2 separate regions of the Mus musculus genome follow, and region 1 is linked to region 2. Evidence: chromatin contacts called from ENCODE Hi-C or POLR2A ChIA-PET data. All regions are on one chromosome and are shown on one strand. Each heading gives the region's core, a stretch centred on a gene start or an enhancer-like site at or near the end of the contact. The rest is flanking DNA. Distances are from core to core; before and after follow the strand shown.

What was found. Hi-C counts contacts between places; a loop is a spot of excess contacts on that map. ChIA-PET counts read pairs that join two places held with the same protein, here RNA polymerase II (POLR2A).
Region 1: POLR2A ChIA-PET joins it to region 2 with 52 read pairs in embryonic stem cell. The contact joins the promoter of Fzd7 here to the enhancer-like site in region 2. A Hi-C loop is called at or near these places in 1 of 37 maps with a recorded cell type or tissue (gastrocnemius). POLR2A ChIA-PET finds 5 or more read pairs at or near these places in 4 of 5 experiments (Patski and embryonic stem cell).

The regions. Positions count from the first base shown.
Region 1 is chr1:59,480,860-59,483,559 of GRCm38, reverse strand. Fzd7 (frizzled class receptor 7) reads right to left here and starts at 1,413. Exons shown (of 1, transcript NM_008057.3): 1 at 1-1,413. The coding sequence starts at 600.
Region 2 is chr1:59,421,064-59,423,763 of GRCm38, reverse strand. No RefSeq gene overlaps it. Among named protein-coding and RNA genes, the nearest start is that of Gm33724, 3.5 kb to the right of the region's middle. Within about 2 kb of position 1,270, at least 2 of the 3 ENCODE cell types and tissues checked have a DNase peak (open chromatin) inside an H3K27ac peak, as active enhancers do; they include gastrocnemius, where a contact is called at or near this core.

The sequences.
Region 1 (2,700 bases), core at 164-2,663, 60 kb before region 2:
GCCTCTGCCATCTGAGGGGGACATCGCAGTGAAAGGTGGGTCTGGCAGGTAGGGAGCAGTAGGGTAGGCGGTGGGACTGCCGCCCGCGCCCCCGGAGCCGTCGGACGTGTTCTGCCCCACGCAGATCTCGCCGGCACCGTGCACTGGGAAGTTCTCGCAGCGCAACCGCTCTGGCCACTGGAAGCCGAACTTGTTCATGAGCGCCTCGCAGCCCTGTCGGGCGCGCTCGCACAAGGAACGGCACGGAGGAATGGCTTGGTCGAGCACGGTGCACACGGGTGCGTACATAGAGCATAAGAAGAAGCGTAGCTCAGGAGAACACTGCACCTTTACCAGAGGGTAGAACTGGTGCACCTCGAGGCCCGCGTCCTCTTGGTTCGTGTGGCCCAGCAGGTTGGGCAGGATGGTCTGGTTGTAGGCGATATCCGTGCACAACGGGATGGAGATGGGCTGGCAGAAGCCGTGGTCCGGTACCGAGATGCCTTTCTCGCCGTGATATGGCTGAGCCCGGGTGTCCGTGGGCAGCGCGCCCAGAAGAGCAAGCACCAGGGCGCAGAGGCCCAGGGGCGAGTGCGACGCCGCCGTGCCGGGGCCCCGCATCGCCGGTCGCGAGTGCAGCGGCGTTCTCAGCTGGAGGAAAAAGACGAGGCGCTGGGGAGAGGCTTGGATACAGGGAGGCGCCGCCGCGCCCGGCGCATGAGAGTCCTCCCGGCGCCGGGGCCGGGCCGTGGGCGGCGCGGAGCCGAGGGTGCTAGGGTGCCTGCACAGCGGGGGCGAGGCCGCCAGCCGAGGGGGCGCCGCAGCCGCCTCCGCGTGGCACTCACGCAGCCGCCGGAGGTTCAAACTCCTGGGCCTGGAGTGGGGGATCGAGGGAAGGGGTGTCGCCTTACCCTCCCCGCCGAGACGTAACGGTGCGGCTTTCTCTGCGGCGACGAGCAACAAGCTTCTCCGGTTACCCTTCAAAGTTTGCCCAAGTTTCTCGAGCCCCGGGCGCACGCCGATACGCACGTCCCCTAAACCGAGCCAGGCCTCCGCCAGGCCAGCGCCCTGCGTCCCTGCCTGCTCGCCCCGGCCGTCGCCTCGGTGGTGCTGCTCCGCCTTCTCTCCTTGAGGCCCCGCGGGCCACTGCAGCCGCCTCTTCTGATTCTGGAGCCTCCTTCAGTCCTAGGAAGGTCGGCCCCAAGTTTCAAGTCAAATGGCTCGTTCTCGCTTTGAGTCTGATCGGTGCTCGGGAGGTAAGAGCTGGACAAGCTGGTTTTGGAAACGGAGTTGCACGGAATCCGAAGCGCCGAGGCCCCTGCACCCGCGGCCTGCCTGCACCCGGCCTCTCCTGCCCCGCGCAGTCCCAGCCCGCGACTCTCCGCGTCCAGCACCGCCCGCCAGGGAAGGAGCGCGGAGTAACGCCTGGGAGCCGCACTGGTGGCTAGAAGAAGCGTCGGGCTTGCAGGGCTGCGGGCCGCCCCGCCCCCTCCCCTCCCCCCATTCACAAACCACTCCGGGGGCGGGCCCCGAGCCCTCTGGACATCCAATAGCGCGCTTTGTTTTCTCTGTGGACCTGTTCCGATTGGGTGGAAGTCGGAAGGGGCGGCCGAGGAAACAAGGAAGGCGGTGCTTAAAGAGCTCTGGGCGGATTCCTGAGGGGAGGGGCGGGGGACTGAGAGAAAAGTTAGGAAAAACTTTTACCCAGAATTTGCTCAAGGGAGAAAAAAACGCACCAGAAAGGGAACTTGCCTGTAAGATTGGTTCCTCTTCCGGGTACCCTAAAATACACATTTCCGAACAAAAGGGGGCATTCGCCGAAGGCTTTGGGGAGAAGCTGAGAATAGTACAGCACCAGGGCAGAAAGACGTGACCCGGAGTCACGTTAGCCTTGCCTGGCAGGCGAGGGCGGGAGAATTTTGGTTAGCATCAGTATGAGTCGAGAAAGGGGTGCGACTAAGAATCGTTTTTTCTTCCCCTACCCCAACCGACCACGTGAAGGCACAATTCCCTCTCCCTCCCCCAGTTACAAAAAAGGGGGGCATCCTGGAGGGAGAAACCCGAGTCGGCCGAGGGGCGGACTTGTGGCGGGAGGAAGTGCAGACCCTCGGAGGAGAAGGCCCAGAGCTGGGGATCCGCTGCACACACGAGCCTGCCACCCCTCCCGGACATACTGCTGGGAGCCTGGGGAGCCCAAGAGGCTCTTTTTTTTTTTTTTTTTTTTTTTTAACTCCAAGGCAGCTCTGGGGGAATGCTTATGAAAGTAACCTGAGACCGAGGGCCTCGGAACTCTGTACGATTTACAGAGCGCCTTCGGTTGCCCCGTTTTCCTTTTTTTTTTCTGAGGTGTGTGGCCTTCAGGGACCCCTTCTTCGTTGCAGAAGCAACCATTTGATCTTTCCATTTGGAATCTACATAGAAATGTTTTAACGCGCGTTAGAAAGCAGGGCATTTGCTAATTAAAGGGCTTTCGAGACACAAAGAGGGGTTATTTTCCTTGTGGGGTAGCATTTTCTGATTGGCAAGCTTTCTTTTGTTCTTGGTCAAATCTTAACCCCGCTCCAGGCACTGGGCGCTCGTGCGCGTTGTCTGATTGCCCCGACCGGTCAGAAGTTACTAAGGGGCCTCTGCCCTCTCACAGGAGCCAGCAAGAAATATCATGAATACTATGAATTCCCATGCAGGAAAGTGACAAGTTGAATCGTTGAATCTGTCTCTGCA
Region 2 (2,700 bases), core at 21-2,520:
ATACCGACCAGTTCACAGAATTTCTGAATATATAATCCCCAGCTCCAGCCACACACTCTGTGAGGGTCAGAACTTGGGACCCAAGCCTTTGCATCGCAAAGGCGTAACTTCCGGTCAGACCTCCCAGAGAGTTGAGATGCCTTGAGCAGTCAGGCCAGGCAACCTCCTTGCCAGCTCTAGCTTGAGTTTTCCAGTCCCCACAGGACCCCGGAAATTGTAAAGGGAGGCCTCCTGCCCCTGTGCTCTGGCAGGGGTGGGGGTGGGGTGGGGTGGGGGGGTGCACAGGGGTCCCTTCCTGGGTCTGGTGGGAATCTCAGTTTGGCCGGTTTTGTGCCTGCTCTTTAGCCCCATGAGCATGAGAATGAGCCGGTGGCAGGTGGTCGGGGTGGGTATGAATGGCAGTAATTGTCCCTATGTCAAAAGGATGAGCCCGAGAACGCGACCAGCGAGGGGAGAGGCATGGGGGTGGGGTGCAGCTCTCAGTGAATTAGGGCCTTTTCTATGGATTCCATAAGGCTACATAATGAGCAGCTTTTGCTCAGCTACCTCTGACCTCTGTGGGCCAGAGGGGGGCCCAACCCCTTCCCTGCCTTTGTTTACCTAGCCTTGCTCGGTTGCTCCGGGTGCTGGCTGAGGTTCTGCTGGCTGTTCAGGACTGCCGGGAGCTGGCCTGCCTCTGACGCGCCCTTGGAAGCAGCTGCACTTCTCTGTGCATACTTTCCCCATCTGCAGAGTGAGGACCAGAAGACTCCCAGCCCAGAAGGCTGCTGCAAAGGAAACCTGGTCCCGTCTGTCTGGCACCATCTCTCAAGTGCTCAGTGGAGGAGGCTTTTCCATTTTTCTCCCCAAGTCCCCAGCTAGACCACACCTAACCCCTGTAACTAAGTGTGTGACCCTGGGCCAGGTCCTTCCCTCTTTCTTCCCTCTCTCCCTCCTTTCCTTCTTTCCTTTTCTCTCTCCCATCTGTGAACTGTGGGCAACCACACTGGGTCCTCCCTGCCTCCCAGGGATGGGAGAACTAATGAGATAATGCAGGAGTCGGCTGCTCTGGGGGAGAAAGGTGTTATGTACATGGAGGGTGTAATTATTATCCTGTAACTACACGAATGTTTATATTGTACCTAGCCTGACTATTTCAAGGTGTTTTGACAAGTGAGCTGTCTAAAGCTTGGAAACCCGTCCAAGGGGTGGGGACCGCCGAGAACTTCTCTGGACAGCCTGGAGCCTCCAGAGGATCCCTGTGTCTTAGCTCCAGGCAGCATCTCTTTGTGGGTGTGAAGGGAGCTGGCATCGCTAATGGCCTAACCCAGGATCTAGGGGAGGCCCCAGTGTGGCTTCACTGAGCAGCTCAGTTAGAATGGAAATCCAGGCAAGCACAGAACAATGGTGTGGTTGGCAAGGATTTTGGTATAGGGCTTAGCAAATTACAGTCTGACTTAGTTGTGTTCTGGCTGTCCCTAATGTTTCCGTTTCTCGCTGCCTTGACTGTCAACACTACGAACATCATCTTTATCTCCTAGGAAGTGCCCAAGAGGCACCCTCAACACACACACACACACACACACACACACACACACAGAGATGCTAGAATTAAAAACACTCTTGTTCTTCTAGAAGTTTCCTCCTAGAAATTGTGTGCCAGTTTGGAGGGGGGTGTGGTGCAAAGAAATGGATGTAGTAAGGTCCTTTGAGACAAGGTATGGGAAAGTGGGATCCAGCGTGGCATGCACCCAGTCAAAAACACAGGCAGGAACGGGGCTCAGACTCCAACCAGCATCCTAGGCCAAGAAACTGGTGGTTTGTGTTATGAAATAAAATGCGGCAGCAGCTGGAGTAAGGAGGTACCTGGCGGGCATATGTCAAGGTGTCCACTTGAGAAATCACACCATTACAGATCCGATATAAGGAAAGTTTATTAAGGGGGAAGGGGAGTGAGGACTTGGAAAAGGGGTAGAGGCAGAGAAGGTGGGGGACAGAGAAGGAGAGAGAGAAAGAGAAAGAGAGAGAGGGAGAGGGAGAGGGAGAGGGAGAGGGAGAGGGAGAGGGAGAGGGAGAGGGAGAGAGAGAGAGAGAGAGAGAGAGAGAGAGAGAGAAAGAGAAAGAGAAAGAGAAAGAGAAAGAGAAAGAGAAAGAGAAAGAGAAAGAGAAAGAGAAAGAGAAAGAGAGGTGGGCTGGGAACATATGGGGATAGAGAGAGAAAGAGAGTGAGAAGGGAGGGAGAGGGAGATATCAAAAGAAGAAGAAGGGGTGGGGTGGGGTATTGAGGGTATGCCAGGTCACTGGCACCTGGCAGGTTGGTGGGTGTAGGTAGTAATGGCAGTAGGTGATGATTCCACTGTTGCTAGGTCACTGTTGGGAGGAGCTTAGTGGAATTGTCTGTACAATTGTCTGTACGTGGTCTCCACCAGTCCCACTCAGGAAGACTACTCTCATGGCATCCCACCACCGTATTGACGAAACCATATTGAAGCCAGCATATGAACTGGGTAGTGGGTGTGTGTGGACCACGCACATTCCAAACATTACCCTTCCCCCAACAGCCATGAGGGATGTATAGAGATTCTACAGAGTGAAGGGTAACCACCTACTAGGGACACTCTGAGCATCAGTGGACCATGGATTCAACAGCCTCACATCCTGGTGATGGTGAAGACACATTATCACTGCTTCACACAAACCTGTTAATTTCACGGTTCTCAG